Regions from separate parts of the Mus musculus genome. Here region 1 is linked to region 2. Evidence: chromatin contacts called from ENCODE Hi-C or POLR2A ChIA-PET data. All regions are on one chromosome and are shown on one strand. Each heading gives the region's core, a stretch centred on a gene start or an enhancer-like site at or near the end of the contact. The rest is flanking DNA. Distances are from core to core; before and after follow the strand shown.

Region 1 (5,472 bases), core at 860-3,359, 94 kb after region 2:
CCATTAATCCCAGCACTTGGGAGGCAGAGGCAGGCGGATTTCTGAGTTCGAGGTCTACAAAGTGAGTTCCAGGACAGCCAGGGCTACACAGAGAAACCCTGTCTCGGGGGAAATAAACAAAAAACAAAAATCATTCAATTGAATGCTTCCCAAAAGCAGCCACAGACAATCCCACTCAAGGTACTCAAAGAGAAAGAAATGTCCATAAGCACCTTAGAAGAAAGAATGGAAGGTGTTGTGCTGTGCTGGCTAGCTTTAGGCCAGGTCACATTGTCACAAGCTGAAGTCATCTTGAGAGGAGAGAACCTCAGTTAAGAAAATGCTCCCATAGGATGGGGCTGGAGGCAAGTCTTTAGGTCAGTTTCTTAATTAGAGATTGATGGGGGCGGGCTCAGCCCGTTGTGGGTGGGGTCATCCGTGGGCATATAGGGTCCTGTGTTCTTAAAGCAGGCTGAGCAAGCTATGTGAAAGAAGGCAGGAAGCAGCCCCCTCCATGGCCTCCTGCCTCCAGGTTCCTGTCCAGACTTCCTCTGAGGCCGAACTGTGACGTGGAAGTACAAGACAACTAAACCCTTTCCTTCCCAAGTTCCTTTGCTTTGGTCATGGTGTTTCATCCCAACAACGCTAAGACAGTGTGTTTGCTAATCATGCTTTGAAAAATATCACGAACAAGGGAGAAACAATTTCTTGGCTCACAAAGAATGGTAGGAAAAAGGTGTGCCTTCTCCTTGAAAGCCCTCTGCCACGGGTGACAAGATCCTTATGAATGAGCATCAAGGAATGGCTGACCTCTCGTGAGCTGTTCCTTACAGATCTCTTTCCACAGTAAAATCAACTCCATGGGGTGTGGGGGCACAGCCAGGAATCCCAGCTCTTGGCACTGCACAAGGAGGCAGCGGCTCAACAGATAAAAATTCAGAAGGAAAATGTAAACCCGTCCAAGGGTCCTGCCAGGCATCCCACTGAACCCTGGGGATTCTCAGACACATAAGATTGACTCTCAACTATGGAGATTATGTTTAGGAAATTTCAACGCATCCCCCCCCAACCCCCTTTCTTCAATACAGAGACTTAATATAACTATAGAGCATTAAACGTTTCAACCACCTCTGCACAGACAGCAAAGAGTTAACATGTCTTGAAAGCTGGGCTTATTTCCTTCCAACATTTTCCAGTCTCCCGGGCCTGCTGTTAAAAGCTGCCCAGTGTATCCAAGTTGGGGGCAGGCGATGGTGGCCCGCACATCAGAACCTTCATCGGTATTTATGTTTTAAGACGATCAAGGACGCGAAGGCATCCGCGGTTCTCCCTCTCTCTCCTTCTTTGCCTGGGTACAGTCTGTGGCCTTAGCACAGGCAACTAAAAATAAACGATCCTACACTTTCTTGGTTCTGCACCTTGGTAGGAATAAGCTTTTTAAACGACCACGGGTCTGTTTCTCCGGCAGTACCGACTTAAGGCCTCCGAAGGCAGCTGGCCTGGTGCAGCCCAGCTCCACACTGGCAGCCAACAGGGCCTGGGACATAACTTGGCACCCCGCCCACACCCGGGCCCACTCCAGCGAGGCCCATCCAGTCTGCAGGAACCTGGAGCTCGCGTAGGGGCCTGCACGTCCGCAGGACCCGGGGCTCAAGTGAGCCTTGCCCTTCCATAAGGGACCGCTGGATCGGGTGAGCCCTGCCCCCCCCCCCCATAGGGATCCCAGGCTCCGGTGAGCCCTGCTCCTCCATAGTGTCCCCAGGCTCAGGTAGGCCATGCTCCTGCATAGGGGACCCTGGCCTCAGATGAGGACATGCTCATCCATAGGGTACCCCAGACCCCGGGCTCAGGGAGGCCATGCCCGACCATAAGGGATCCCGGACTTAGGTGAGGCCCTACCCGTCCACAGGAGACCAAGATCTCACGTGGAGGCCCTACCCGTCCACAAGGGATCCCCAGGCTCACATGGATGTCCTGCCCTTCCCCGGGGGAACCCCCAGATCCCGTGGAGCCCCCGCAGGCCCAGCCTGCACCCAGTCCGACTCACGCCATACCTCTCTGTCCCGGCTGGGGCCACACCGCAGTTCCGGACTGCGCGGACGCAGCAACTCCAGGAGCTTAGAGGCCGAGTGCCAGCAGTTTCAAACTCGCCGCGGTAAAGCTCCCGGGATCCGCCAATCCGATTGCACGTAGACGTTCAAAGGAGCCAATCAGAGCTGAGCTACGCTTGGGCGGGGCTGCCTGGGAGCGCAGAGCGCGAAAGGGAGCGGAAACCGCGGCCAGAGGAATTGCAGGAGGGCGGGCGCCAACTGACTCTTGAGCTCTGTTTTCCTTCCAATATCGTCCTGTTGTTTCTGGACAGTCTAATCTATTCTCTTTTTTCTCCAGCTACCTTTCTGTGTGTAATTTCCCTCCAAGACTAACACAATTCAAATGCATTGAATTTAGATAGCCAGCCACCAAAGTGACAGTACCACTACATCAAGAGCTTGTTATTAGCTGGGCGTGGTAGCACACACCTTTAGTCTCAGCTTTCGGGAGGCAAAGGCAGGGCAAATTTCTGAGTTCGAGGCCAGCCTGGTCTACAGAGTGAGTTCCAGGACAGCCAGGGCTACACATACAGAGAAACCCTGTCTCGAAAAACCAAAAAAAAAAAAAAAAAAAAAAAAGAGTTTCTTACTTTTATTTTGTTTTGTTTTGAGACAAGGTTTCTGGGTGTAATTTTGACTGACCTAGAACTTGCTCTGTAGACCAGGCTGGCCTTGAACTCACAGAGATCCTCCTGCCTCTGCCTCCAGAGTACTGGGGTTAAAGGCGTGTGCTGCCACCACCACCTGGCTATTGCTAACATTTAAAATTACTTTATGATTATGCCTTTCAAAATTCTATATTAAGCTGGGATAATATAAATAATATATAATATTAATATATAATATATTAGTTTACATATGTATGTGTGTATATATATGTGTGTGTGTGTGTATATATGTGTGTGTATATATATATATACATATATATATATATATATATCTGAGGATTGTGGCACACACCTTTAATATATGTATATATATAATATTAAGTTTCACTATGGAATTTTCAGACAATATTGGTCTGTGTTAATTCTTCTCATCCCTTCTCCCAGTAACCCTAGTCCCCGCACCTCGTAACTGCACGCCCCCAAGCCCATAGCCCTCTGTGTCCTATCACCATGTCCATGACTCTAATCCCCCCCCCCACTCGGGCAGCCTTTCCTTTCTAGTTGGAACCTTATATACACACTAACATATGAACATTACATGCTAGGATCCGCCTATGAGAAAGAACATGAAGTGTCTGTCTCTCTATGTCTGTGTCAGGTAACTTGATGTATTTTCCAGCTCTCCCGTGTTCCTGCAGATTATGTTTTTTTCAATGAGTTTTTAGCAGCCAGCAGAAGGATCACATTTAAAGTACCTTAAGAAGACAAGAGGATAGGAACCAATGAAACACTGAAAGACACCCTCAAAACTGAAAAGAAAAAATGCCAGCCTGTTTCTGTGATTATACACTTATGTATTCATTATGTATACAATGATAACACACTAAATGTTTTGACATATCTCCACATAAGAATGTTAAATATTGGGCTGAAGAGATGGCTCAGAGGTTAAGAGCACTGTCTGCTCTTCCTAGAGGTCCTGAGTTCAATTCCCAGCAACCACATGATGGCTTATAACCATCTATAATGAGATCTGCTGCCCTCTTCTTGTGTGCAGGCATACATGTGTGTAGAATACTGTATACCAAATAGATAAATCTTTTTTTTAAATGTTAAATATTCCTTAGAAATCAAACCTTCACAAATCTATGAACAAACAAAATGTCATCTGTTTTATCGGCTCTAAGTCAACACCAAAAGCTCTATCTTGCCACCACCCTCAGACCACATCCTTCAAAGAGGCTGTGCTCCACTTTGAAAAGATTCTCAACTCCTCAAGAAAATGAAGCAGTGTGGTGTGGGACCAGAGAGATGGCTCAGCCATTAAGAGCATTTGCGCACAATCATGAAGATGGGAGTTCAGATCCCTCCACCAACAAAACAAACCCAGCATCCTTGTAAATGCCTGTAACCCCAGCTCTGAGGGAGTCCACTCTGTCTTCTCATCTCCATAGGTTTGCATAGGTACTCGAATGCACACAACACACACACACATGTGCACACACACAGACATACACACATAATTAAAATAAACCCTTTTTAATAAAAAAAAAAGTGAAGCAGCATGACAGAGCTGAGGATAATGAGGGGCAGTCTAGGATGGCAGCTGTCTTTGCCTGGACTTCATAGGAGGAGGAAGGCACATCATATCCTCTTAGACAAGACTAATACAGGCTAGAAGACCTGCATCAGAATGAAGAATAAACTAGCTTATCGCATGGGAGCCCATGTCTGCTTCCCCCACTCCGTGATGGGTCTCTATTTGGCTTGACCCTATGCAGGTCTTGCGTGTGCTTCCACAGTCTCTGTGAGTCCAAGTGAGTCTCAAAGACATGGTTTCCTTAGAGTCATCCATCTCCTCTGACTCTTACAATCTTTTTGCCTCCTCTTCCGTATAGATCTGTGAGCCTTGAGGCTATGGGGGCTGATGAACACATCTCATTTAGGACTGGGTGCTCCAAAGTCTCTCACTATGGCCACATTGTCCAATTGTGAGTCTCTGTGTTAACTCCATCTCCCCATTCTGTGCAAGAAGCTTTTCTGATGTGGGTTGAGCTAGGCACTTATCTATGTGTATAGAAGTATGCTATTAGCAGTCATTTTATTGCTATGTTCCTTTAGCAGGATAATAGTATTTGGTTTCCCCCTAGGTCCATAACTTACCTAGTCTTAGGTCCTTGGTCACTTTCACAGTGTCAGATAAGAGATCCATCTCATGAAGTGGGCCTTCCGTCCTATCACAATGTAGTTACTTCCATAACATGTGTCACTCTTGTGCCACTGTGTCTTATAGACAGGTTACTGTTGTAGGTCACAGGGTTTGTAGCTGAGTAATATCATGTTCATTTAAAAACACAATACTGGGAGCTGGAGAGATGATTCAATAGCTAAGAGCGTTTATTGCTCTTTCAGGTGAGCCAGGTTTGATTCCCAGCACCAATATAGAGACTTCAAACCATTAGTCACCCCAGTTCCTGGAGAACCAATGTCCTTTTCTGACCCTCTAGGAAGCCAGGAATGACATGACACCCCAATGTACTTACAGGCAAAGCACTGACACATCTAAAGTTAAAAGAAACAAATGAAATTCTGTGGGGCATTGGGAAGACAAGTCCTCATAAAATAAAACTCTTTATTTCAAAAATTAATAAGTGTCTTAGTTAGGCATTCTATTGCTATGATGAAACACGTATGACCGAAAGCAAGTTGGAGATGAAAGGGCTTATTTGGCTTATATTTCTACATCATAGTCCATTATAGAAGGAAATCGGGATAGGATCTCAAACAGGGCAGGA
Region 2 (5,200 bases), core at 539-3,038:
TCAGCAAGCTTTACCAAAGGGGTCAAATTTGCAACATTGTCTTTTCTTTTTTAAAAAAAGATTTATTTATTTTATATATATGAGTATACTGTAGCTGTCTTTAGATACACCAGAAGAGGGCATCGGATCCCATTCCAGGTGGTTGTGAGCCACCATGTGGTTGCTGGGAATTGAACTCAGGACATCTGGAAGAGTAGTTAGTGCTCTTAACTGCTGAGCTATCTCTCCAGCCCCAACATTGAATTTTCAATATGGAATAAAAGGAATTAAAAAGAAAAACAAAACAAAAACAAAAAAACCACCAATTTTGGGTTGTTCTGTTTTGGGGTTTTCTGGTGAGGAAATAGTTTCCAGGCCACAGTGCTTTTTCTTTCGAATTAGCTGGGTCAAAGGCAGGAAACTGTTGAATAACCCTGTGGTCAGTCATTCTACAACCAGCTTTCAGAAACTACAGACCACTGGACACAGCTGTGAGCCAAAAGGAAAAATTACCGACTGCCACCTGCAAGGTATTTTTCTGGGTGGGTTTTAAAGACGTTTCCATTATTTGTCCAGTTGGTCCTGCCTGCTACACAAAATGTTCTCAGATATTCTTCTTGGTAAGTTCGATAACCGACCAGCAACTCCTAATACCAGTCACCCCTGACACACATTCCTAAAGTGAGCCAGGAACTGCGCTACACTCTGCCCCAGGGCAGGAAACTGCATAAAGGACACATGTCTAGGCTGTAGGAAGAGAAATAAAATAGAGAAAATAGGAAATTGTCTCTTAAATCTACTGCACTGGCTTCAGACTCATCTACTTGTATGTGTGTGTGTGTCTGTGTCTGAGTGTGTGCCTATGTCTGTGTATGTTTTGTGTGTGTGTGTGTGTGTGTGGCATGTGGTTGTGTATATTTGTGTGTGCCTGTCTGTGGTATGTGTGGTTTTTGTGTGTCTGTCTCTCTGGCTGTCTACATGTGGTATATGTGTGTGTGCCTGTCTGTGTGTGTTGTATGTCTGCCTGTGGTGTGTGTGTTTGAATATGTGTGTTTAAAAGCAAGATGGTCTGTCTGTAATGTATGTGTATGTGTGTTTGTGTGTGTTTAAAAGCAAGATGGTCTGTCTGTAATGATGTATGTGTATGTGTGTTTGTGTGTGTTTAAAAGCAAGACAGTCTTTGTAATTGAGGGCATCCCTGAGCCTTAATCTAGTTGTAATCTAAAATTAATCCAAAAAACAACCTGCTCCCTTTCTTTGTATTTCTTTGGCTTCTGGAGAGAATCTCACTCCTGGAAGCAGCCATTGTTCCTCCGGAGTTAGGAAAGCAGCCAACGGATTTATCAGACGAATTCAAGTAATTTTTAAGAAAGCGTATTAACTGGCTAACCTCTGCTCATGTCCCCAAGACATCCCATGGCGGGCTTCCAGGAACAATAATCTGACAAATTGTAGCGACTCACATTCTGTTCTCATTCCTTACAAAAACTCCAGCCGATCCCCTGCCTGACTTCATTAGCCTAGTTTCATTTCTTTTAGACTCAACGTCTGCAGACATCTGTGTACCCGTAGTAATGTGTTCTTGGGTACCTCACAGGCCTTTTAATGAGATAAAAAAAATCAATCTAGTAAACACGGTGTGGGGAATCCTGAAAATGGGCTAGCTCCTTGCACTGTGAACAGTTAGCAGCACACATTATAACAGTGCTATGGTAAGCCTGCTGAGTAAAAGCCAGGCATATTTTTGTGCCACTTGGCCCCATCCTGGACCTGACCATGCAAGCCATGTCGGCACAACCTTCTGCAGTCCCCCATATCACCTGCACTGTGTTCTCCTCCCAAGGCCAAGCAAGGATGTCACCACCGACCTTGGGTTCTGCCTCTTCTCCAGTCCCCTGATTTTTCCTTGTACTTTCCCTTCCTGACCCCTGGCCCTTGGGCACTCCATCACCTGTTTAATCAGATAACTATCCTAACAATGAGATTAGCTCATTCAACTAGAAAGTATACTCCACCAACTCCGCAAAAGTCAAAGCCACCCACCCCTAAGAGTCCTCCCACCTCAGCCTCTCTGTGGTCTGCTTCCTCTCTGTCTTCCTCCTCCCCACTGTACACTAGCAATGTGTCTCTTTCCTCAGGGGAGTATCCTGCCTTGGGGCCTCATCTTTGCCCTAGCTGTGGCTTTGAACTCTTCTGTACCCACAGCGGCATGTGTGGCCCCTCCCTTCCTTCAGTTATTTCTGGACCATCAACCCCAGAGAGACCCTCCCCAAAGATCTCACCTTGAGCAGCTCTGCCCCCGCCCCCTTTTCTCTGTTCCATGCTCTGATTGGCTCTTTACCTAGCATCCAGTTCTCTGTTTCTAGCTGTGCCTATCCATGAAATAAATAGATAGATAGATAGATAGATAGATAGATAGATAGATAGATAGATAGATAGATAGAAGATAGACAGCCAGGACAGTTGTCCCCAATGTCTCCAAGAGAGCCTGGTATGCAGTGGGCTGTCACCCACTGCTATGTATGGAAGGGATGGTGAGATAACTGCCCACGGACACAGGATGAGGCACCAAGCAAGCCCCGTGGACCTCACAGACTCAAGAGGATTGCTGAGAAACCGAGGCAAAAATCTCGCTTTTGTATCAATGCTCAGAAAAGGTGGCTGGTTGACAGTTTCACCTCCTAAGAGTTCTGGCCGTTAATCCCAGACACTTCCCACCAGCACAGCCAAGGACACAGAGGACTTCCTGGATCTGCTGCTGACCTTTCCGCCCGGCACAGGAAGCATGCTTCTCTGGGTTTTAGCTTTGAGGAACAGAAAAGGAGACCGGAGAGCAAAACAGTTGGGGGTTGGGAGACGCCATTGCTTAGGCTTCCCTCCCCCTGCCAATCAAGGGGGATTTTGGTTTGGTTTGGTTTGGTTTGGTTTGGTTTGGTTTGGTTTGGTTTGGTTTGGTTTGGTTGTTTTGGTCTGTCGGCCAGGCATTAAGTGAAGCTGCTGAGACCATTTGTTGTAATAGGCTGATGGGTTTTTCACTCATTCTGCTTCTGGTAATGACTGCGTGAAGTGTAAGACCACCTCTGTAGAACAAGTCGTGGGGGCGAGGGGACAGGGGTCTGATCGATGGTAGCTGCATTCGCCTCTTTCTCTCTGCATCGACAAAACTACTGACAGAAACTAACTTAACAGAGGAAGGGCCTGTTTGGGCTCACAGTCTGGAGACACAGTCCACCGTGGCAGCTTTGCGGCAGCTCAAACTGTGGCGACAAGAATGTCTACAGTCAGGTGACAGAGATGAATGCTGGTGTTCAGCTCGTTTTCTCTGGTTTATTTGGTTTGGGGCCCCAGTCCCCATCCATATTCAGGGTGGGCCTTCCCCGAATTAAACTCAGAGACCTACTCTTTATTTTTTTTTTACCATTTATTTATTTATTTTTATTACGTATTTTCCTCAATTACATTTGGCACAGCTAAAGGTGTGTGCTGCAGGCTGTTCTAAATCCTCAGTCGTGATCAAGATTAACTGTGATAATAGTGGTCACTTTGGTTGGTATGGCCATTGACTGATGTACCATGTGTACGAGGGTGGAGGAACTGGCCATCTTTGAAACTCTACCGTTGTCTGCAGTCCCTGGTAACACTGGTGGGCTATGGATGCTACTTGCCCACTCTTAAGAGCATGCCTTGTTTTAGCCAAATTTCTGTTGGGTGGAGGGAGCCAATTTAACAACAGTCACGTCCTGGTAAAACTGCATTGACAGTCTCGGAAGAAGAAGTAGTCCACGCATGCTAATTGCTCCCAAATCTGGATATATTTCAGGATGTTTTGACAGTTTCCCCCACATAACATCTGTACTTAAAGAAGCTTCACTGCTCTTGGTAAAGTATTGGCTTGATTTCTCCGCTCACATCTGGGGCCCTGCATGGTTCAGCCCTGCTCTCCCCAGATCCCCCAACCAGGCGCTCCCCCCGCCCCCCCAACAGGCCTGTCCATCCTCCATGAGTTCAAGCTTCCTCAGCCATCCATCTCCAGCCCCGTCGTGTGCACCATCTCTGACAACTCCCTCCGCATCTCATATACCCAGGCTGCACCCCTACTAAAACCCAGGGCCACATGCTCCAAACCCTCCACCATGTTCCCTGCGCTGTCCCAAAAATGTGTCTGTTTGCATAACACTGTCAAAGTATAATGCATGAGAGGTGTGTGGTCAATGTGAATGGTTCGGAAATTTTGCTGGAAAGAACCTACCTCAGTTATCGGTGGGGAACAGGAGCTCAAAGGCCCATGAGTGGAAGTCAGGATCTCCTTGCTTCAATCTTGGATAGAGGCAGATTCCTATATCCTGGCAAAGAAAGCCTGTTTGGCTATGACTATGACCCCTACCTGTGTAAAGGTCACGGGGGTGGGGAGGAGGTCCCTCCTAGAAATGTTAAGTAGGTAGAAGCAATGGTAGCTTATACTGAACACAGAGTAAAAAGTCTCAAGAAAATATATAGACAATGAGAAGATGGATGTCCAATACAGAACTTAGGAAAATACGGCATGGGGCTTCTTCTAAAGTTTGAATGTTAGTCTTGCACAAGATCCACCCTGAGCTGAGCACACTGGAGAAGGGCATGTGGCCACCCTACTGACTCCCTACATCCTGGATGCCTGGAGGAAAGTGCTTTTGTTTGCCTTACCTGTCAAATAGGTCTGACATGATGTTTTTAGATAAAAGACGTTGGGGGACGGGGGGAGTTTTCTTTCACTTAACTGGATAAGGAAACCCAGGCCCAGAGTCCCCTCAGCGTGACACCTGTGACAAGGCTGATGGGCCCACCAGAGATGGGGAGCCCTCTGTGATAGGAAAGGACTTAGAAATTGCATTCCTAACAGCCACTGCCTTTAAGCTTCTGGTAGCTTCTCCAGTCTGTTCCCACCACTTCCCTATACTTATAAAAGCAGCTTTTGAGTCTGCTGTTGAGTCTGGCTCCAGACAAGGCATGTGGAAAGGGTAGCTTTCCTCGGATTTCTTTAATTCTTCAACAAAGATTAGCCCGGGCTTTACATGCTTGCACACTTTCCCCAGGAATCTCTAGCAGTGTTTCCCCCAAAGGAAAACTGGGGAAACGTTATATATGGATTTATTTAATGTACAAACAGAGACAACCAAGGTTGACCTCAGCCCCTACAGTCTTCAGTAACTTGGTCCCTCTCCCATTCCCATCTCTCTTTTCT

Evidence for each region. A loop is a pair of places that touch in the nucleus more often than their neighbours do. ChIA-PET counts read pairs that join two places held with the same protein, here RNA polymerase II (POLR2A).
Region 1: a loop to region 2 is called in a map of v-Abl transformed pro-B cells, with 3 times the contacts of the local background. The contact joins the promoter of Cdk1 here to the enhancer-like site in region 2. A Hi-C loop is called at or near these places in 1 of 37 maps with a recorded cell type or tissue (v-Abl transformed pro-B cells). POLR2A ChIA-PET finds 5 or more read pairs at or near these places in 1 of 5 experiments (Patski).

Annotation. Positions count from the first base shown.
Region 1 is chr10:69,350,803-69,356,274 of GRCm38, forward strand. It overlaps Cdk1 (cyclin-dependent kinase 1), which reads right to left and starts at 2,110. Exons shown (of 8, transcript NM_007659.4): 1 at 2,034-2,110.
Region 2 is chr10:69,257,388-69,262,587 of GRCm38, forward strand. The region is part of intron 4 of Rhobtb1 (Rho-related BTB domain containing 1); the gene reads left to right. Among named protein-coding and RNA genes, the nearest start is that of Rhobtb1, 47 kb to the left of the region's middle. Within about 2 kb of position 1,789, at least 1 of the 3 ENCODE cell types and tissues checked has a DNase peak (open chromatin) inside an H3K27ac peak, as active enhancers do.